Linked DNA regions of Homo sapiens: all the other regions are linked to region 2. The links are chromatin loops, found by intact Hi-C in ENCODE. Cell type or tissue: K562. All regions are shown on one strand. Links, peaks and the distances in the headings refer to the core of each region. The heading gives the core; the rest is flanking DNA. Region 1 overlaps PRRX2 (paired related homeobox 2). Region 2 has its middle 15 kb from the start of SET. Region 3 overlaps CIZ1 (CDKN1A interacting zinc finger protein 1).

What was found. Peaks named below come from ENCODE experiments on the same cell type or tissue, not always from the same donor. Only the 100,000 strongest peaks of a DNase experiment are listed, where the experiment ranks them.
Region 1: a loop joins it to region 2, with 11 times the contacts of the local background. A loop is called at or near these places in 1 of 110 quality-filtered maps.
Region 3: a loop joins it to region 2, with 10 times the contacts of the local background. A loop is called at or near these places in 1 of 110 quality-filtered maps.

What each region holds. Positions count from the first base shown.
Region 1 is chr9:129,680,656-129,688,633 of GRCh38, forward strand. The region is part of intron 1 of PRRX2 (paired related homeobox 2); the gene reads left to right. Among named protein-coding and RNA genes, the nearest start is that of PRRX2, 19 kb to the left of the region's middle. RefSeq lists an enhancer at 5,100-5,644. In K562, for the core only: no CTCF peak of the experiment used is centred there; DNase peaks (open chromatin) are centred at 1,916 and 3,996; H3K27me3 peaks cover 750 bases.
Region 2 is chr9:128,669,832-128,677,809 of GRCh38, forward strand. It overlaps a transcript of DYNC2I2 not described here. Among named protein-coding and RNA genes, the nearest start is that of SET, 15 kb to the right of the region's middle. In K562, for the core only: no CTCF peak of the experiment used is centred there; no DNase peak of the experiment used is centred there.
Region 3 is chr9:128,170,077-128,176,739 of GRCh38, forward strand. CIZ1 (CDKN1A interacting zinc finger protein 1) reads right to left here. Exons shown (of 17, transcript NM_001131016.2): 11 at 6,275-6,399; 12 at 1-31. Among named protein-coding and RNA genes, the nearest start is that of BBLN, 13 kb to the left of the region's middle. In K562, for the core only: no CTCF peak of the experiment used is centred there; a DNase peak (open chromatin) is centred at 4,124.

The sequences.
Region 1 (7,978 bases), core at 1,121-6,120, 1.0 Mb after region 2:
TGCTTTCCAAAAGGGAGATAAGTTACCCAGCCCAACACCCCGCCCCCAGCCCGCACACAGGACCCAGATCCCTCTCCCCTGCCCAGCCCTGCCTGGCGACCTGGGATCCCCTCTCTGGAAGGACAGTGCTGATCCACTGCACTGAACCTAGCTTCTGGCTGGATGTGACCGCCACTCCTGTGCAGAAGGAGGCATCTTGCTTTATTTTCCACAGCACAAATGGTAACCATATATAATGGCAGATACCATCTATAAAACACAACTGTTTTTGTAATGTGGTGTTTGAAGTTAAAAATTCAAATTAGAGATTAATTACGACATCTAGAAGGTCTGTGGCTAAGACGACCTTGGGGAGGAAGGCTGACACGTTCAGATTTGCAGCCTGGAGCATTGCAGATGGGTACTCCCTGCGTGCCTAGAGCGTGCACATGCACTCGCACCCACACTCTGAGCCAGTCCCCGGGCTCCGGCAAAGCTGGGTTCCATGTGGCATTGGCATCCCTGGGAGAGCTGGTTTCAGTGCTGGCTCCTTTTCTGCCTAGGACACTGAGGTCCAAGCAGGCATCAGAGAGCAGGTTCCCTGGTTGGGTGTGATGGCTCACACCTGTAATCCCAGCACTTTGGGAGGCTGAGGCGGGCGGATCACCTGAGGTCAGGTGTTCGAGACCAGCCTGGCCAACATGGCAAAACCCCGTCTCTATTAAAAATACAAAAATTAGCCAGGCATGGTGGTGTGCACCTGTACTCCCAGCTACTCGGGAGGCTGAGGCAGGAGAATTGCTTGAACCCGGGAGGTGGAGGTTGTAGTGAGCCAGGATCATGCCACTGCACTCCAGCCTGGGCGACAGAGCAAGACTCCATTTCAAAAAAAAACAGAAAGCAGGTTCCTTGATGATAAAGCAGCCCTGGGGGTTGTGGATGCGGCAGCAGGTGGGGAGATGCCCGTGTCTGGGGCACCCAGAAAAGTTGTGAATGTCTTGGATTTGCCTCCATCCGGTGCCCCCTCTCTGCTCCTCCCTAAACCCGCCCTCCCTCCACCCCCCAAAACCAGAACCAGATGGAAACCCAAAGTGAATAGTGGATCTGAGGCTGGGGCAGATGGTGTGGGATGGGAGCCCCGGTGTGGGGAGTGAACCCCATTCCAGAAACACTAAAGGCCAATGCATCTCCTTCGGCACAGGGACAGCTTGGAGCCCGCTGCGGAAGAACCTCCAGGTTCTGGAGGCTTCTGGGCTCCCTGGGGATCACGGGCACATGTTTGCTGCTTTATTCAAAATGGGGAACCACAGCAGTGACTGGAAGCGTATGGGCTGCCTGTGGCGCCGAGAATTTTCCTCCCTCCACCTTCCCACGGTACAGGCTGGTCCCTGAGGAGGAGGCGTGGGTCTTAGGAGGAAAGCAGCTCTGGGGAGCTGTTGGCCAAATGCCCGTGGCCTCCTCCTGTGCCCGAGGTACCCCAGGGAGAGGAGGTCCAGAGTGGGGCCAGGATGTCACATGGATCCCACCTGGCTCCCTGGGGCAAGGGGCTTCTTTCCCTCAACCTCAGTTTCTTGGTCTGTGAGGTGGGGACGGTGACAGCACCTACTCAGAGGCGTGGGTGGTGAGGATGCAGAGAGATAGGAAGCACTTCACAAAGTCCTGGCACAGATGTCCCCGCCGCTGCTGCTGTGCGCACTATGTTACTATTACTGCCATTGCTATTATTCGCAACTCCTGTGAGGGCCCCTAAGAGAGGAGGGGCTGAGGACCAGCCATACCCCTGGCAACCGCAGGCCCCCAAGGACGCTCATCTCCCTAGCATGGGGTTGGAGAACTGTCCCAACCCACACTAGCTCCATATTAAGGCAAAAACTCCACTCCTCCGCCCCAGCCCCACCCTGGGGCGGGGTGGTGAGAATAGGGACTTGTTTATTCCTTTGTCTCTTGACTGGTCCAGGGTGAAGCTGGAGGGAGGAGGGCAGGGAGTGTCTCCACCCCCTCTCAGCAATGGCTTCGCCCAATCCCGGAAACAGCTCAGGTATCTGTGGCCCTACCCAGTCTTTGGCACAGCAGACAAAAGCCTGGGCCTGTGGCGGGGTCAAGGACAGCCCCAGAGAGGGGCTCCATCCTCAGGTCTTCCAGCACCACCATGGAGACCCCAGACCCGTCCCTCAATCTTCCCCTCCTTGGCCGGGCCCAGTGGCTCATGCCTGTAATCCCAGCACTTTGGGAGGCCGGAGTGGGCGGATCACCTGAGGTCAGGTGTTCGAAACCAGCCTGACCAACATGGTGAACCCCCCCCATCTCTACTAAAAATACAACAATTAATCCAGCATGGTGGCATGCACCTGTAGTCCCAGCTACTCGGGAGGCTGAGGCAGGAGAATTGCTAGAACCTGGGAGGCGAAGGTTGCAGTGAGCTGAGATGGCGCCACTACACTCCAGCCTGGGTGAGAGTGAGACTCTGTCTAAAAAAAAAAAAATTCCCTCTGGCTATGCCAGTTCCTGCCAGGCCACCATTAAGTCTTATTTGGGTGAAGTCACTGCCCATCAGGAACCCCTCCTGGGACTCCCTTCATAACAGTAATTAATCATCTCCCTTTTAGGAAGCCCCCACTACAGACTAAGCACATGACACACACGGTCTCCCCTCATCTTTATAGACAGATATTGACATTTCCATTTTAGAGATGAGAAACAGAGGCTCCTTCCTGCAGCACATATTTCTTGAGAGCCCCTGCTCTGTGCAGGTCCTGGGCACACACCCACCTGCCAGCCCTTATCGAGCTTACAGGTAACTGATAAAGACACAGGCAGGAGGCCGGGCGCGGTGGCTCACGCCTGTAATCCCAGCACTTTGGGAGGCCGAGGTGGGCGGATCACGAGGTCAGGAGATCGAGACCGTCCTGGCTAAAACGGTGAAACCCTGTCTCTACTAAAAATACAAAAAATTAGCTGGGCGTGGTGACGGGCACCTGTAGTCCCAACTACTCGGGAGGCTGAGGCAGGAGAATGGCGGGAACCCGGGAGGCGGAGCTTGCAGTGAGCAGAGATCGCGCCACTGCACTCCAGCATGGGCGACAGAGCGAGACTCCATCTCAAAAAAAAATAAAAAATAAAAAAGACACAGGCAGGTAATTTACTGCAGTGCTGTTAAATTCCACCGAAGAGAAGCACAGGGGCCTCTGGGGCTCAGAGGCGGGAGCGCCACCCCCAGGCTGCACAGCCAGCACCTGCAGAGGTAAGGCTAAAGCCCAGGATCAGACTTCAGAGCCCTCCTGTCCCTACCCTCTTCCTGTACAAGGCTATGGCTAACGGGAGCCCCTCCCAACAGGCTGCAGAGACTCACATCCTAAATTCGCCCAGAGAGGGACCCATGACCCTGGACCCCATGTGGTGGAGGCAGCGATGGGAGCAGAGGAGAGAAGATTCCTGAGGCAGGTCCACCAGTCCCTCTGGCACTGTGCTCCCTGCAGACCTGGGGGTGAGGGGTTCCTGGAGTGGGAGCCACACTACTCTAGTTCTGCCAGGGTGAGGACAAGGGTACGGTTATAGTTGGACTTTGGCATTATATCAGTCAAGGCTGTCACCTATGATGGGTAGAAGACTGGTCCCAGCTAGCTTAAGCAAACTAGGATATATTTATTAGCCTAATTTAGAAATCCAGGGTGGGACTTCAGGCACTGCTGGATCCAGGCTTAAGCAATGACACTGGGGCCTGGGTTCTCTCTCTCTGGCTTCACCCTTTCCTATAGAGGAGACACACACACAGAGAGAGACACACACAGATACAACACACACACACACACACACACACACACACACCCAACAGAAAAGATACCAGAAATCACACACACACACACACACACACACACACACACACACACACCCACACACACCCCAACAGAAAAGAGACCAGAAATCTCCGAAAAAGTCTCGCTGTGCCATGATTGGGTCCTTACCCACTTCTGAACCAATCATATGGCCAAGAGAAGTGGAGTGCTGATTGGCCGAGGCCTGGGCTGTGTGGGGTGGGGCCTCAGTGGCACCTCTGGGACGGGGAATGTAGGGAGGTTGCTCTCCACGTGGTGCTCCTGGGTGTAACAGAACTCACGTTTATAAAGGAAGAGTTCTCTAAACAGGACAAGCAGTGCTTCAGGTACATCTCATGTATTGTCTCACCTAATCACGGAGGGACTGTTAATTGTGCTTGCTTTATAGACGAGGCAGCCAAGGCTCAGAGAGGTCAAGAAGCTTTCCCAAGGTCACCAAGCTTGTGGGTGGAGTTGAGGGAACTCATTCCGGGGTTCCTGTGTCAATCATGACTCTCAAAGCAACCAGGAGGCCTGGACAACTGCCACTGGGCCACCCTTCCACCATCTTGTCCCCTCTACCAGGGCAGGCAGTGTGCCACTGACGCCCCTCCTGCCCTCTCCCTGGGCTGAGGGCATCACTCTGGCCAGAGTGGGCCCCGTGGGCTGAGTGGTACTCAGGAAGCTGTGGAGGGGTCATCACCACCCTACCTGGTTCCAAGCACAGGCCTGGGAGGCCAGGGAGCAGGGCAAGTTGGGGTCTGGCTGGGCCCAGGGCCCCCTACCAGTAGCAGCATCCCCCTCACGTTACATTAAGCACCATGGCAAGTATGCGGAGCCAAAAGCAGGGTGGACTGTGGTCCGCTTGCCGTGCCATCACAGGCAGTCCACATTTCACTCACTGTTTGTTCATTTCCTTTTTTTATTTTTATTTTTTTGAGGCAGGGTCTCACTCTGTTGCCCAGGCTGGAGTGCAGTGGCACAATCACAGCTCACTATAGCCTCAACCTCCTGGGCTGTTGATCCTCCCACCTCAGCCTCCTGAGTAGCTGGGTGACATGTGCCACCACCCCCACCTGGCTAATTCTTTAAATTTTTTGTAGAGACGAGCGTCTCGAACTGCTGGACTTAAGCAGTCCTCCCACCTCAGCCTCCCAAAGTGTTGGGACTACAGGCATGAGCCACTGCGCCCGGCCAGTTTCCCTTCTTCACTGTACTTTGGAACTAAGTTAAAAACAATTTCCAGTCTCCCATTTTCCTGGGCCTTTAAAAAGCTCCAGGGCCTTAGGTATTATGCACCCAAAGACTTAAGGGCGTGGTTTGTGAGTCATTCATTCATTCATCCATGCAGTGTTTACTGAGCACCGACAATGTGCCAGGCGCCACTGCTGACACAGCCCTGAGGGCGCAGAGGGAACCCGGTTCTTGGTGCAGTGTAAGCAAGTTGAGTTAGTGATGGTGGAGTGGCTGGGAGACGTGGCCAGACCCCCACGCCTTTCTGGACCAGTGAGGGAAGGGTTCCTACAGGAAGTGTTGTCTAAGAAGAGAGGTGAGGGCTGGGTTGGGCTTTGTGAAGAGGTGGGAAAAGTCTTCCAGCCAGGGGGAACTGCATGTGCAAAGACTGGAAGTAGCAGAGTACCAGCGTCCAAGGAGCATAAGGAAGGCCAGGATGGCTTGTAGTGGGTGGGGCTCGTAGGGGGCAGGGGCACCCAGTGAAGCTGGAGGGGGCAGGTCCTGGGAACTAGACCCTGGGCTGGCATGTAGGCTCCCCTTCTGGTGTTGCTCAGAACCAGAGTCAAGACAAGGGTGAGGGGAGTGAGATGCCTCAGGAGCAGAGGCAAGGAGGCATCGCTGTTAGGGCTGGGCCCATGAGGGGCGGGTATCTGGATGCAGACCTCCTTACTTTTGTTTTGTTTTTGAGACTTGGTCTTGCTGTGTCGCCCAGGCTGGAGTGCAGTGGTGCGATCACAGCTCACTGCAGTCTCCATGTCCTGGGCTCAAGTGATCCTTCCGCCTCAGCCTCCCAAGTAGCTGGCCACAGGTGCACGCTGCCACACTGGCTAATTTTTTTAAGAGGAGTCTTACTGTGTTGCCCAGGCTGTTCTTGAGCTCCTGGGCTCAAGTGATTCTCCCACCTCAGCCTCCTAAAGCTCTGGGATCACAGGCATGAGCCTCCCACCTCAGCCTCCTAAAGCACTGGGATTACAGGCTACAGCCACCACACACAGCTGACCCTCTTACTTTTGCAGCCTGGGTGCCTCCCTCACCTTGCCCCACACCAGGACCTGCTCAGAAGGGGGATCCCTGGTCATCTGCAGCCTCCGGATTCGCCCTCACCACCGGCCGCCCCTCCTCCACCCAGGCCCCTCCCCTCCCTTCCAGAAAATACTCCAATGTCCTTATTTTTTCGGGGGAGGGCCTTGATGGGTCCAGCGGGGGAGTGGGGTCTGGGCAGAATGCTAATGAAATCAGAGGAGCCCGGGTTGGGGGCAGGCCCTGGGCAGGGGAGAATTAAGCAATTGCAGGCAGGCTCTTTTCCATATTTGATTGGCGCTGGCTGAGGGACAGCCACCTGCAGGGAAGCCCCCTGCAGAGGGGGTGGGGGAGTAGTAAAGGGGACAGATCTGCTTCTTCAGGTGCCCTCCTCCTACTTGGCTGAGGCAGGCTGCAGGCCGGGCATGGTGTAATCCCAGCACATTGGGAGGCCTAGGTGGGAGGATCACTTGGGGCCAGGAGTTCAAGACCAGCTTAGGCCACAGAATGAGATCACCAACTCTATAAAACATTAAAAAAGAAAAAAAGTCGGCTGCATTCAACATGCACAGATGCTTCATGGAAGGAAAGGGGCAAAAGTGGCCTCGAGGCCTGGCAGGGGTGTTGTTCAGCGGGCCCCTCGGGGTTGGTGAGGGGTGTGGAGGGCCCCAGGGACCCCTGTGAGTCCTGCCACCTGACCACCTTCCAGGCATCATCTCAGAATCCTTACAATGATCCATGAGTGGCTGGGAAACTGAGGCACAGAGAGGAGGAGCCGCGTGCCAGAGGAAGGGCTGGCAGCCACTCCACCGTCACTAACTCAACTTGCTTGCGCTGTACCAGCCGGCTTCCCTCTGCACACTCAAGGCTGTGTCAACAGTGGCGCCTGGCACAAGGGTGGTGCTCAGTAAATGCTGCCTGGATGAATGAATGAGTGACTCACAAACTATACCCTTTTGATCGCTGCGCCAACTCCGTGGAATTCTAGCAGCCTGGTTGGTGTGGGAACTCATCACACCCGAGATTTGGGGAGCAGAAAGGTAGCATGGCCCAGGAGACAAGGGCAGGCAGACAGACTGGCTCAGACCCTGGCCGGGCAGGCCTAGGCAGGCAGCATCAGCTCTCTGAGCCTCAGTTTCTCCTTTTCTAAAGCAACCTGATGACAGTAGCCCCCTCGCACAGTGATTGAGGGTGGATGAGAAAGGGCTTTCTGGAGGTAGCGGGGACAGTCTGTCACTCAGGCTGGAGTGCAGTGGTGCAATCACTGCTCACCGCAGCCTTGACCTCCTGGGCTCAAGCGGTCCTCCTGCCTAAGCCTCCTGAGTAGCTAGGATTACAAGTGTGCACCACCACGCCTGGCTAACTTTTATATTTTTTGTAGAGATGGGGGTCTCACTCTGTCACCCAGGCTGGAGTGCAGTGGTGCTATCTTGGCTCACTGCAACCTCCGCCTCTGGGCTCAAGCCATCCTCCCACCTCAGCCTGCCAGGTAACTGGGACTACAGGCATGCCACTACCATGCCTGGCTAATTTTTGTCTTTTTTGTAGAGATGGGGGTCTCACTCTGTTGCCCAAGCTGGTCTTGAACTCTTGGACTCAAGCGATCCTCCCACCTCAGCCTCCTAAAAGTGCTGGGATTATAGGTGTGAGTCACCGTGCCCGGTCAAGAAATGGCTTTGAGGACTGGGAAGAGCCCCATGATATAATGGGGGTCATTTGAAGAGCTACCCTGGACCTGTGTCTACAGTGTGGTCTCTGATCATGAACTCCCTCCCACAGTCTCTGCCCCAGGTGCCTTCCTTTCCCTACCCCGCAAACACGCAGTAGCACACTGACCTCACGTTTCTCCCAAGAAGCATCATCCACGTCAGGACAAGGTCTCTTGACTCTGAAGGAGAACAGCCAGGAGGGCTCACTGGGTCCACATTTCTGTC
Region 2 (7,978 bases), core at 572-5,571:
CAATGCACGCTTATATTTTTTGTATTTTTAGTAAAGACGGGGTTTCACTATGTTGCTGAGCCAGGTCTTGAAATCCTGAGCTTGTGATCCGCCAGTCTCGGCCTCCCACAGTGCTGAAATTTCAGGCATGAGCCACTGCACCTGGCCTAAAAATACAAAAATTGACTGGGCATGGTGGTGAACACCTGTAATCCCAGCTACTTGAGTCTGAGGCATGAAAATTGCTTTGACTGATGAGGCAGAGATTGCACTAAGTCAAGATCTTGCCACTGTACTCCAGCATGGGTTACAGAGTAAGACTCTGTCTCAAAGGAAAAAAAAAAGGCTGGACACCGCTGGTGGGTCACACCTGTAACCCCAGCACTTTGGGAGCCCAAGGGGCGGATCACCGGAAGTCAGGAGTTTGGGACCAGCCTGGCCAACATGGTGAAACTCCGTCTCTACTAAAAATACAAAAAAATAGCTGGGCGTCGTGGTGGGTGCCTGTAATCCCAGCTACTCGGGAGGCTAAGGCAGGAAAATCGCTTGAACCTGGGAGGCAGAGGTTGCAGTGAGCTGAGATTGTGCCATATCACCCCAGCCTGGGTGACAAGAGTGAAATTCCATCTCAGAAAAAAAAAGAGAGGCCAAACACAGTGGCTTACACCTATAATCCCAGCACTTTGGGAGGCTGAGGCGGGCAGATCATGAGGTCAAGAGATCGAGACCACCCTGGCCAACATGGTGAAACTCCATCTCTACTAAAAATACAAAAATTAGCTGGGTGTGGTGGCCCACACCTGTAGTCCCAGCTATTCGGGAAGCTGAAGCAGGAGAATTGCTTGAACCTGGGAGGAGGAGGTTGTAGTGAGCCGAGATCACACCACTGCACTTCAGCCTGGCAACAGAGTGAGACTCCATCTCAAACAACAACAACAAAAGAAAAAAAAAAAAAAAGAGAGAGAGAAACGCGGTGGGGTGTGGTGGCTCAGGCCTGTAATCCCAGCACTTTGGGAGGCTGAGGCAGTGGATCACCCGAGGTCAGGAGTTGGAGACCAGCCAGCCTGACCAACATGGTGAAACCCCGTCTCTACTAAAAATACAAAATCAGCCAGGCGTGGTGGCACGTGCCTGTAATCCCAGCTACTTGGGAGGCTGAGGCAGGAGAATCGCTTGAACCTGGGAGGCAGAAGTTGCAGTGAGCCCAGATTGCACCATTGCACTCCAGCCTGGGCAACAAAAGCGAAACTCCGTCTCAAAAAAAAAAAAAAAAAAGAAACACCCAAGAATGGGCAGTTTAGAAAAGCAGTAGCATCATCAGTCAAGAAACACATGAAGAACTTCGGCTGGGCACAGTGATGAGCACCTGTCCCAGCTACCAGAGAGGCTGAGGTGGGAGGGTCACTTGAGCCCAGGAGTTCAAGACTACAGGGAGCTGTGATCCTGCTTCTGTGCACTCCAGCCTGGGCAATAGAGTGGGACCCTGTCTCTCTTTTTTTTTTTTTTTTTGAGATGGAGTCTTGCTCTGTCACCCAGGCTGCAGTGAAGTGACTTGATTTCAGTTCACTGCAAACTCCGCCTCCTGGGTTCAAGCAATTCTCCTGCCTCAGCCCCCCAAGTAGTTAGGATTACAGGCACATGCACCAGGCCTGGCTAATTCTTTTTTTTTTTTTTTTTTTTTTGAGACGGAGTCTCACTCTGTCTCCAGGCTGGAGGGCAGTGGCCGATCTCGATTCAATGTAACCTCTGCCTCCCGGGTTGAAGTGATTCTCCTGCCTCAGCTTCCAGAGTAGCTGGGACTACAGGTGCGTGCCACCACGTCCAGCTAATTTTTGTTATTTTTTATTTATTTATTTTTTGAGACGGAGTCTTGCTCTGTCGCCCAGGCTGGAGTGCAGCGGCTCGATCTCGGCTCACTGCAAGCTCTGCCTCCTGGGTTCAAGCCATTCTCCTGCCTCAGCCTCCCGAGTAGCTGGGACTACAGGTGCCCGCCACCATGCCCGGCTAATTTTTTTTGTATTTTTAGTAGAGACGGGGTTTCACCGTGTTAGCCAGGATGGTCTCGATCTCCTGACCTCATGATCCGCCCGCCTCGGCCTCCCAAAGTGCTGGAATTACAGGCTTGAGCCACCGCGCCCGGCCTAATTTTTGTATTTTTATTTATTTATTTATTTATTTATTGAGACGGAGTCTCGCTCTGTCGCCCAGGCTGGAGTGCAGTGGCGCGATCTCAGCTCACTGCAACCTCCACCTCCTGGGTTCACACCATTCTCCTGCCTCAGCCTCCCGAGTAGCTGGGACTACAGGCGCCCACCTGCATGCTTGGCTAAATTTTTGTATTTTTAGTAGACGGGGTTTCACCGTTTAGCCAGGATGGTCTTGATCTCCTGAACTCGTGATCCGCCCGTCTCGGCCTCCCAAAGTGCTAGGATTACAGGTGTGAGCCACCGCGCCCGGCCAATTTTTGTATTTTTAGTAGAGACAGGGTTTCACCTTGTTGGCCAGGATGGTCTGGATGTCTTGACCTCGTGATCCGCCAGGCCTGGCTAATTTTTATAGTTTCAGTAGAAACGGGGTTTCCCCATGTTGGCCAGGCTAGTCTCAAACTCCTGACCTCAGGTGATGTGCCCGCCTCAACCTCCCAAAATGCTGAGATTACAGTTGTGAGCCACTACACTGACCCTGTCTCTAAAAAAAAAAAAAAAGTTTAATCTCATTAATAATACCAGCTGTGAGATAAAATTTTCCAACTACCAGGAAGTGTCTATTCAGGGCAACTTAAATCTATGCTTCTGGGGAGAAAAAAAAAAAGGAAAAAAATTTCCACCTGCCAAAATGGAAAGAAGCCAGATTCAATGAAATGTACTGAAATATACACAGACACTACAGAAGAGCAACTGGACAATTTGGGAACATGTTAAAAACCCTTTTTATTGGCCGGGCGCGGTGGCTCACGCCTATAATCCCAGCATTTTGGGAGGCCGAGGCAGGCGGATCACAAGGTCAGATGGAGACCATCCTGGCTAACATGGTGAAACCCCGTGTCTACTAAAAATACAAAAAACTGGTGGGGCGTGGTAGCGGGCACTTGTAGTCCCAGCTACTAGGGAGGCTGAGGCAGGAGAATGGTGTGAACCCGGGAGGCGGAGCTTGCAGTGAGCCGAGATTGGGCCACTGCACTCCAGCCTGGGCGACAGAGTGAGACTCAGTCTCAAAAAAAAACCCTTTTTATTTTACATACTTTTTCACTTAACAATTGTAGTTCTAACAACATACTCTAAGGAAACAATCATGTATATGTGCCAGGACTTAGCTGCTCAGATGTTTATCACAGAGTTGCTTATAATGATCAAACAGTAGTAGCAGCTTAAATTTTCACCTTTGAGGCTTAAATAAGTATAGCACATTTACCCAACAAAAATAATGCAAGATTAAAAAATACTGTCAATAATAAAATGTTCTTATTTATACATAATGGCAAAAAGTTGTCAAAAACATTTGTTAATGGTTAAAAAATACAGTAGCAAACAGTTGTTTTGTTTGTTTGTTTTCAAGGAGTCTCACTCTGTCGCCCAGTCTGGAGTGCAGTGGTGCAATCTGGGCTTACTGCAACTTCTGCCTCCAGGGCTCAAGGGCTCCTCCCTGCTCAGCCTCCTGAATAGTTGGGACCACAGGCACAGACCACCTCACTGGCTATTTTTTTTTTTTTTTCTGAGACGGAGTCTAGCTCTGTCACCCGGGCTGGAGTGCAGTGGTGCAATCTCGGCTCACTGCAAGCTCCACCTCCTGGGTTCACGCCATTCTCCTGCCTCAGCCTCCCGAGTAGCTGGAACTACAGGCACCAGCCACCAAGCCCGGCTAATGTTTTTGTACTTTTAGTAGAGATGGGGTTTCACCGTGTTAGCAAGGATGGTCTCGATCTCCTGACCTCGTGATCCGCCCCCCTAGGCCTCCCAAAGTGCTAGGATTACAGGCGTGAGCTACCGCACCCAGCTATTTTTTTTTTTTTTTTTTTGAGATGAAGTTTCACTCTTGTTGCCCAGGCTGGAGTGCAATGGCTCAATCTTGGCTCACCGCAACCTCAGCCTCCCAGGTTCAAGCAATTCTCCTGCCTCACCCTCCCGAGTAACTGGGATTACAGGATGCGCCACCACACCTGGCTAATTTTTGTATTTTGAGTAGAGACTGGGTTTCTTCATGTTGGTCAGGCTGGTCTCTAACTCCCAACCTCAGGTGATCCACCCACCTCACCCTCCCAAAGTGCTGGGATTACAGGCACGAGCCACCACACCTGATCATCGCTAGCTAATTTTTTTTGTTTTGTGTGTGTGTGTCTTGTTTTTGAGATGGAGTCTCGCTCTGTTGCCCAGGCTAGAGTGCAGTGGCGTAATCTCGGCTCACTGCAAGCTCCAACTCCTGGGTTTATACCATCTACTGTCTCAGCCTCCCGAGTCACTGGGACTACAGGCGCCCGCCACCACACCCGGCTAATTTTTTGTATTTTTGGTAGAGATGGGGTTTCACCGTGTTAGCCAGGATGGTCTCAATTTCCTGACCTCGTGATCCGCCTGCCTTGGCTTCTCAAAGTGCTGGGATTACAGGCATGAGCCACCATGCCTGGCCGTCTCTAGCTAATTTAAAAAAAAATTTTGGCCTGGCGTGGTGGCTCACGCCTGTAATCCCAGCACTTTGGGAGGCCAAGGACGGTGGATCACAAGGTAAGGAGTTCGAGACCAGCCTGGCCAATATGGTGACACCCTTGTCTGTACTAAAAATACAAAAATTAGCTGGGCATGGTGGCACGCACCTGTAATCTCAGCTACTTGGGAGGCTGAGGCAGGAGAATCGCGTGAACCCAGGAGATGGAGGTTGCAGTGAGCAGAGATTGCACCACTGCACTCCAGCCTGAGAGAGAGATCGAGACTCCGTCTCAAAAAAAATAAAAAATGTCTAGACATGGAGTTTAGCCATGTCGTGCGGCTGGTCTCAAACTCCTGGACTCAAGTGATCTGCCCGTCTCAGCCTCCTAACGTGCTGTGATTCAGGCGTGAGCCACCACGCCCAGCCAATGATAACTTTTTAAGGAATACTCAGGAGCCAGAGCTCAGTGTGAGGGGCAAGGAAAGAGAAATGTCTGTGGTAGAGAAACTCTACCGGGAGATTCCTGAGGCCCCGTCAGAGCTGATCTCCCGGGGGTCTCAGAGACCAGCCTTGCTTCACTGTCAGCCTTCCTGAGCGGTCTGTTTTCATTACACTAAGGCTATGTTGGTATAGGGGAGCCAGAAAGACAGGGGTTGGAATCTTGACTCCTCTACTCCTTGCCCTTTGATTTTAGGGCAAGTTATGCCTTTGAGTCTTTATTTATTTTTTATTTATTTATTTTAGAGGCAGGGTATTGCTGTGTCAACCCAGGGTGGAGTGCAGTGGCGCGATCTCAGCTCATTGCAACCTCCGCCTCCTGGGTTCCAGCGATTCTCCTGCTGCAGCCTCCCAACTAGCTGGGATTACAGGCATGCACCACCATGCCCAGCCAATTTTGTATTTTTAGTAGAGATGAGGTTTCACCATGTTGGCCAGGCTAGTCTAGTCTAACTCCTGACCTCAGGTGATCTGCCCACCTCAGCTTCCCAAAGTGCTGGGATTATAGGCATGAGCCACCGAGCCTGGCGGAGCCTTGATTCTTCATTTGGTTTGGTTCTCCCAACTGTAAAATAAGGGCATAATACTATCCTATAAAGATGGATGGGAGGATTCAAAAGGGTAATGCTTAGTCAGCGCCACATGTAGGTCCAGCTGATGCTCAATAAATGGTAGCTATCTACAGCCATCCCAAGCGGACAGGTGAACAGATAAAGAAACAATACAATGTTTTGGAAACTTCTGGTTCCCAGAGGGAGCCTGGCCTTGGGGTTATGGAACATCTGGTACTCCCTGAGCCTGTCAACTTTTGGGTGGAGTGGAGGGACACCTTTTGCTTTGCCCCCAGCTGCCCTGTAGCTCCATTCTAGAACTGGGAAGAGTTGCCACAGTTGCCTAGTAACGCCCCTGGGAGTCCAGGAAGCTCAAATTTTAGAAGCTGGAGAGGAAAGGAAAGGTGGGCCAGGTCCAGCTACCCTGGAGGCTGAAGCAGGAGGATCACTTGAGTCTAGGAGTTCAAGACCAGCATGGGTAATATAGCAAGACCCTGTCTCTACAAAAAATACAAAAATTAGCTGATTTGCTGGGGCACACCTGTCGTCCTAGCTACTCAGGAGGCTGAGGAGGGAGGATCACTTAGAGCCTGGGAGGTGGAGGCTGCAGTAAGCTATGATCACACCACTGCATTCCAGCCTGGATGATAAACCAAGACCCTGTCTCAATTTAAAAATAAAGAAAAAATATTAAAAAACACACAAACAGGCCAGGCACAGTGGCTCACGCCTGTAATTCCAGCACTTGGGAGGCCAAGGTGGGTGGATCATCTGTGGTCAGGAGTTCAAGATCAACCTGGCCAACATGATGAAACCCCATCTCTACTAAAAATACAAAAAGTAGCCGGGCATGATAGTGGGTACCTGTAATCTCAGCTACTCGGGAGGCTGAGGCAGGAGAATCACTTGAACCCAGGAGGTGGAGGTTGCAGTGAGCCTAGATCCTGCCATTACACTCCAGCCTGGGTGACAGAGAGAGACTCAGTCCAAACAAACAAACAAACAGGAAAAGTGAGGTCTTATGTGTTTGAATTTTTTTTTTTTTTTTTGAGGCGGAGTCTTGCTCTGTCGCCCAGGCTGGAGTACGGTGGTGTGATCTCAGCTCACTGCTACCTCCGCCTCCTAGGTTCAAGTGACTCTCCTACCCTAGCCTCCAGAGTAGCTGGAACTACAGGCACCTGTCACCACGCCAGGCTAATTTTTGTATTTTTTAGTAGAGACACGGTTTTGCCATGTTGGCCAGGCTGGTCTCAAACTCCTGACTTCAAGTGATGTGCCTGCCTCAGCCTCCCCAAGTGTGGGGATTACAGGCCTGAGCCACTATGGTTGGCCCCAGCTGTTTTTTTTTTTGTTTTGTTTTGTTTTTGAGACGGAGTCTCGCTCTATTGCCCAGGCTAGAATGCAGTGGCGAGATCTCTGCTCACTGCAAGCTCCACCTCCTGGGTTCAGGCCATTCTCCTGCCTCAGCCTCCTAAGTAGCTGGGACTACAGGCGCCTGCCACCACGGCCGGCTAATTTTTTGTATTTTTAGTAGAGATGGGGTTTCACCGTGTTTGCCAGGATGGTCCTGATCTCCTGACCTCGTGATCCACCTGCCTCAGCCTCCCAAAGTGCTGGGTTTACAGGCGTGAGCCACCATGCCCAGCCAGTTTTATTTTTAATGTAATATGTTCACAAAGGGCCAGGTGCCATAGCTCACTCCTATAACTCTGTCTCAAAAAAAAAAAAAAAGAAAGAAAAAAGTTCACAAGCCTCCAAACTCAAAATGCAGAGCAGAATTCGAGACTAGCCTATCCAACATAGTGAAACTCCATCTCTACTAAAAATACAATAAACTAGCCAGGCATGGTGGCTTATGCCTATATTCCCAGCTACTTGGGAGGCTGAGACATGAGAATTGCTTGAACCCAGGAGGCAGATGTTGTAGTGAGCTGAAATCGCTCCACTGCACTCTAACCTGGGTGACAGAGTGAGACTCCATCTCAAAAGCAAAAACAAGAAAACAAAATGCACAGGCTAGGCACAGTGGCTCATGCCTATAATCCCAGCACTTTGCGTCGGCTGAGGTGGGTGGATCACCTGAGGTCAGGAGTTCAAAACCAGCCTGACCAATGTGGCGAAACCCCGTCTCTACTAAAAAAAAAAAAAATACAAAAATTAGCTCGGCGTGCTGGCAGGCACCTGTAATTCCAGCTACTCGCAAGGCTGAGACAGGAGAATCGGTTGAACCCAGGAGGCAGAAGGTTGCAGTGAGCCAAGATCGCGCCACTGCACTCCAGGCTGGGCTACAAGAGGGAAACTCCATCTGA
Region 3 (6,663 bases), core at 1,664-6,663, 500 kb before region 2:
GGTGTTGCACCAGCGCCTTGGTGGAGGCTCCCTGAATGACAACAGTCAAAGCAAGTACAATGTGACGCCAGAAAGACAGCAGCTGTCTGAGAGCGCTCCATAAGTGTAATCCATTCCAATAGCAACTCCCACAGGATCTCTTAGGGAAGCTTAACAAAATGGTTCTGAGGTTCATCTGGATGAGTACTTAAGCAGAAATAACCCAGGAAACTTTAGGGGGAAGGGGAATGAAGCACTGGGGATACCAACCTTTAAAATGAAAACCACAAGCTACAATAGATAAAACTGTGTAGTGTGATGTACATCCTGACAGTGTATCAGTGGGAAAGAATGGAAAGTCCTAAACAGGTTCAAATATTGGTAAGAATTCAGCTTCGCCAGCCTGGGCAACATGGGGAAACCCCATCTCTAGCAAAAATACAAAAAATTAGCCAGGCATGGTGGCTCATGCACCTGTGGTCCCAGGTACTCAGGAGGCTGGGGTGGGAGGATGGCTTGAGCCTGGGAGGCAGAAGTTGCAGTGAACCAAGATAGCGCCACTGCACTCCAACCTGGGTGACAGGGTGAGACCCCCATCTCAAAAAAAAGAATTCTGCTTCTGATAAATTGGTATTGAAAAGCATAGATTATACAACAAATTATGTCAGAACAATTTGTTGTCTACTTGGAGAAGAAACGCCTTCTGCTTCCACCTTCTACCTTACTTGAAAATGAATTCTAGCTGAACTACCAGAGATTCAGGCATAAAAATAAAAACCATATACTTTAAAAAGGGAGGCCGGGCATAGTGGCTCACACCTGTAATCCCAGTCCTCAAGGCAGAAGGACTGCTTGAGCCCAGGAGTTTGAGACCAACCTGAGCAACACAGCAAGACCCCATCTCTACAAAACATAAAAAACATTAGCTGGGTTTGGTGGCACATGCCTGTAGTCCTAGCTGCTCAGAAGCTGAGGTGGGAGGATTGCTTGAGCCCAGGAGGTCGAGGCTGCAGTGAACCATGACTGCCACTGCACTCCAGCTGGGGCAACACAAGACGCTGTCTCAAAAATAAATAATAAATAAATAAAAAGGGGGCCAGTCGCAGTGGCTCATGCCTATAATCCCAGCACTTTGGGAGGCTGAGGCAGGAGGATCGCTTGAGCCTAGAAGTCCAAGACCAGCCTAGGCAACATAGTGAGATCTTGTCTCTATATAAAATAAAATTAGTCAGGCATGGTGGTGTGCACCTATAGTCCTAGTTACTTGGAAAGTTGAGGTGGGAGAATTCCTTGAGCCCAGGAGGTTAAGGTTGCAGTGAGCCGAGATCACCATTGCCCTCCAGCCTGGGTGACAGAGAGAGACCCGGTCTCAAAAAATAAAATAAAATAGGGCCGGGCACGGTGGCTCACGCCTGTAATCCCAGCACTTTGGGAGGCCAAGGCAGGCACATCATAAGGTCAAGAGTTCAAGACCAGCCTGACCAACATGGTGAAACCCCATCTCTACTAAGAATACAAAAAAAAAAAAAAAATTAGCCGGGTGTGGTGGCACGCGCCTGTAATCCCAGCTACTCGGGAGGCTGAGGCAGGAGAATTGCTTGAACCCAGGAGGCGGAGGTTGCAGTGAGCCAAGATCGCGCCACTGCACTCTAGCCTGGGCAAAAGAGCAAGACTCCGTCTCAGAAAATAAATAAATAAATAAATAAAATAATACTTATTTTACAAGGGGAGAGCAACTATTTAATCTTGGGTTGGGAAAGATCATTGCAACATATAACATCAAAGCCAGAAATCATAAAGGAAAAAACTGATAGATCCGATTGCATAAAAATTTAAAACTTCTACATGTTGAAAGATATAAGAAAATTAAAAAGCAAACAAATGTCAATGACAAGGGCTGTGCTATCACTGGCCAGAGTGTATCCTTTATGTAGGCAGCTTCTTAAACCAAGGCTGGGCATACCGCTGGTTCACGCCTGTAATCCCAGCACTTTGGGAGGAGGGTTCCTTGAGCTCAGGAGTTCTGAGGCTGCATTGAGCTGTGATCACACCACTACGCTCCAGCCTGGGTGACAGAGTGAGACACTGTCTCAAAAAAAAAAAAAAAAAAAAAAAAAAAAAAGAAAAAAGAAAAGCCAAATACATGTAAAACCCTGGCTGGGCATGGTGGCTCACGCCTGTAATCCCAGCACTTTGGGAGGCCAAGGCAGGCGGATCACTGAGGTCAGGAGTTCAAGACCAGTCTGGCCAACATGGTGAAACCCTGTCTCTACTAAAAATACAAAAAAATTATCCAGGCGTTGTGGCAGGCACCTGTAATCCCAGCTACTTAGGAGGCTGAGGCGGGAGAATTGCTTGAACTGGGAGACGGAGGTTGCAGTGAGCCAAGATTGCGCCACTGCACTCCAGCCTGGGCAACGGAGCGAGACTCCCTCTCAAAAAAAAACCAAAAAAAGTGTCTCACTCAGCGAAAATAAGGACTCTCTATAAAATATGCAAATACACAAGTTTTCATAAATTTTAGGGGACACATGTCCACTGATAAAGCCCTGTAAGAGCTCTGCTGGGGAGGGCTGCTTAGAGACAGAAAGTGTTCGTGTTGTCATGTAGCATGATTCCGATTTTTATTTTTAAAGATTGTATAAATCCAGAAAGGATCACAAGAAGAACTAGGTCAAAATGTAAACAGTGTTTATCTCTGGGTAATGGGATTATGGGTGATTTTTATCTTCTCATGTGTCTGTGTCCTTGTATTTTCAAAACGTTATATAATGAGCGAATTATTTTTAAAATCAGAAAAAAAAATTTTTTTGTAGTCAAAAAAGGCACATCAGCCACACAGTGAGAGTACCAGGTTTTAGATTTTAGGATTTAGGGACATTTACTGTCCTCAGTAAAATCTTCTTAATACTGCTGCAAGCAACAAAATCAGACTTTAAAGCAGCTTGCTCCAGGCTGGAGTGCAGTGGCATGATCAAGGCTTACTGCAGCCTCTACCTCCTGGGCTCGAGCAATCCTCCCACCTCAGCCTCCTAAGTAGCCAGGACTACAAGTGCATGCCACCAGGCCTGGCTAATTTCTTTTTTTTTTTTTTTTTTTTTTTTTTTGAGACGGAGTCTCGCTCTGTCGCCCAGGCTGGAGTGCAGTGGCGCGATCTTGGCTTACTGCAAGCTCCGCCTCCTGGGTTCAGGCCATTCTCCTGCCTCAGCCTCCCAAGTAGCTGGGACTACAGGCGCCTGCCACCACGCCCGGCTAATTTTTTGTATTTTTTAGTAGAGACGGGGTTTCACCGTGTTAGCCATGATGGTCTCGATCTCCTGACCTCATGATCCACCCGCCTCAGCCTCCCAAAGTGCTGGGATTACAGGCGTGAGCTACCGCGCCCGGCCGGCTAATTTTTTTATAGTTTACAGAGACACAGGTCTCATGACGGGCTGGTCTTGAACTCCTAAACTCAAGCAATCCCCCCACCTCAGCCTCCCAAAGTGCTGGGATTATAGGTGTGAGCCACCATGCCAGCCTGGCTCTATTTTTCAATGTGCATTTTGATCTCTGTGAGAGAAAAACACAACAAATGAAGAAAGGGGGTGGGGAGAGAACATGGTCATCAAACAGGCAGACACCTTGTGCCAGTGTCACGTCTGAGGCTGCCCAGAAACGGCCAACGCGGGCCGGGCATGGTGGCTTGCACCTGTAATCCCAGCACTTTGGGAGGCCAAGGCGGGCAGATCACAAGGTCAGGAGATCAAGACCATCCTGGCTAACACAGAGAAACCCTGTCTCTACTAAAAATACAAAAAATTAGCCGGGCCTAGTGGTAGGCGCCTGTAGTCCCAGCTACTCGGGAGGCGGAGGCAGGAGAATGGCGTGAACCCAGGAGGCGGAGCTTGCAGTGAGCCGAGATCGCGCCACTGCACTCCAGCCTGGGTGACAGAGCGAGACTCCATCTCAAAAACAAAACAAAAAAACAAAAAAAAAAAACAAAGAAATAGCTAAGGTAGGCAAGGGCTTAGTTCACAGCACCTGCCCTGGGGGCTTTGAGGAGGGAGGAGACGGGCACCCCCACCAGCTAGGGTATTGGGATCCAGCCTTCAGCCCCATTCCTGGGAACACCCCCCTGCCTTCCATGGGGAAATGTATTTCCATGTGGTTTGGGTAGAGCTGGCCTGCCTAGGCCTAGCCAGTCAGAACACCTTATCCCTGGCCAGGGGATTGCTTCAGAAACGTGCACGTGACCACAATCAGATTAACCAGCATTTCCACTAGAAACTGTTCTGCTACCGCAGACACAGGTGACTGCCCTTCCTTGGAAGTCACTGTGCAGGGAGGCTGGGGCTGTGGGTACCTGGTGCCCACTGTAGTGAGAGATGGAGCCTCTCTAAGAAATGGTATCCCCTGGGTCCAGCTGTATCTCTTATATTCCCACTAACCTAAGCCAGAAACATTGTTCCTTTTTGCTCAAGCTAATTTCTGTCTTATAGAAATTAGAATTTTTTTCACTTACAACCGCGAAGAACCCCCACTGATGCAGGAAGACAGTATTGATGTCTTTGTGTTGGGGACCAAGGTGAGGGGGTCGTAGGTAGGGACTGGAGGGACTTTTTAAATTTTTGTTGTTGTTTTTGAGACAGAATCTCTCTGTCACCCAGGCTGAAGTGCAGTGGCGCGATCTCGGCTCACTGCAACCTCCGCCCCCAGGTTCAAGCAATTCTCCTGCCTCAGCCTCCCGAGTAGCTGGGATCACAGGCATGCACCACCATGCCCAGCTAATTTTGTATTTTTAGTACAGAGGGGGTTTCACCATGTTGGCCAGGCTGGTCTTGAACTCCTGACCTCAGGTGATCCGCCCATCTCAGCTTCCCAGAGTGCTAGGATTACAGGCCTGAGCCACTGCGCCTGACCATAATGTTCTTGATGGCCTCAGGGCCAAGTAGGATTCAAGAGAAGACTTCATGGAGAGATAACATTGGGAGAGGGTTTGATGAATCCCCGACACCTCAAGTTTGTTAACAGCTTGTGCTACGTATGTCCTTTTAGTTTTCTTCTGTGTCACAAGATCTATTCTTACACAAACAAGCTCATTCTGCAGATGCAATTTTGAATCCTGTTTTACTTTGACATTGCATCACCTTTCCACATTATTATAAATTCTCCAGTTATTCTATTTATTCATTGTTCCACGAGCTGGACGGGCTTTTTCATCATCTAACCAGTCCCCTACTTTCGAGTATTTTAGATCATTTCCCGTTAGATTTTTTCATCATGATACTAATAGCAAAGAACGTCTTGGTGAGTCATCATTCTCCTGTGTTTATGATTATTTCAACCAAGTAGAAAACCACTCAAGGACGCTCTTCTCAAAGGGAGAAACAGCTAACAGAGACACAGCCTGCCCTTGCAGAGCGAGAGCCCCCTGTCACACAAGGCAGGCAAGCGGAGGCCAACCAAGAGCCCTTCCTGTCCCCTCAGCCCCACCTGGAAGCTTCAAATTGTGACCTCTGTAAAATTAGGACAGAGCCCGTGACCACTGACTCAAGGGACCGTCCAGCCTATGAAAGTGTTTGATTTGCTCTCCGTAGGGTTTGTTTTGTTTCAATTCTGAACTAGCTGTTAACATTTTGAAATTGGGAGATTTCACATACAAACCTGGATTTCTGGATTCTTCTTAAAACTAAGAGATCCAGAGATGAGAAGCAGCTGTCTCCTGAGACAGAGCCTGTGTCCCCGCTGTGGCCCTAGCTAACATGGTCCTGCTGCTGAGATGACACATCCCAGCCCTTGCACACCTCTATGACTGCCCACAGAGTCCTGAAAGCACCTCTGGCTGCCTGCCAGGCCTTCCCACCCCAGTATAGTTCCAGACCCCAGGAGGGCTGAAGTTTCTGATTAAACAGGCTCCCATGACAATGAAAGGGGGAGACACAGGGAAACCCTAACCTCCAACCACAAAAGAACCTGATCCTCAGCCTTGTCACCCCACAGCGGGGTTAGCACACATGCCACAGGGGGCAAGAGTCTGTGCCACAACCTGTCCTCTCCCACAGGGATGGTCATACTGTTCCTGCCTAGAGGGAACCTTAAGAGAATGTCATGAATTCCTGTACTATATCCGTCACCAAGCCATGTTACAGGCAGGGAAAACTGAGGTTCAAGGTCACACAGTTAACAGTGTGAGGAGGCCTGGCTGGGGGTGCAGTGCTTAACCCAAAGGTAAACCCTGCAGATGGTAGATTCAGGCCCTGGCCGATGAGACTGCCTACCCCCCAACACAGAGCTTCCACGATCCCCCACTCACTCATCCTCTGTCTCCAGGACGTCCCGGGGCACGGGCAGCAGGGACAGGAGGCAGGCTTGGCTCATGTGCTGGATCTCCCCTAGCCGCTGCTGGTGCTGAGGCTCCGACATGTGGTCCTGGAACTCCTGCAGCAGGAGGGAAAGAGGGATGGGCCTGGGGCGTGAGCCCAGAACAGTGGGCAAGGCTGGGGCCTGGGGAGGCAGACCCCAGCCTCATCACTGTGCGCCCATTTCTCTCACCACACATTTCTCTCTTGTGTAGGCTAGAGCAGGCATGATAAACTAAGACACAGGGTACATGCCAGCCCGAGCTTCTGCCCCTCCCAGAGAATGTGTGAGTGCCTCAAAGACAAGGAGCGGCCTGATTAGCATCCAGGTCTCCAAGGCTGT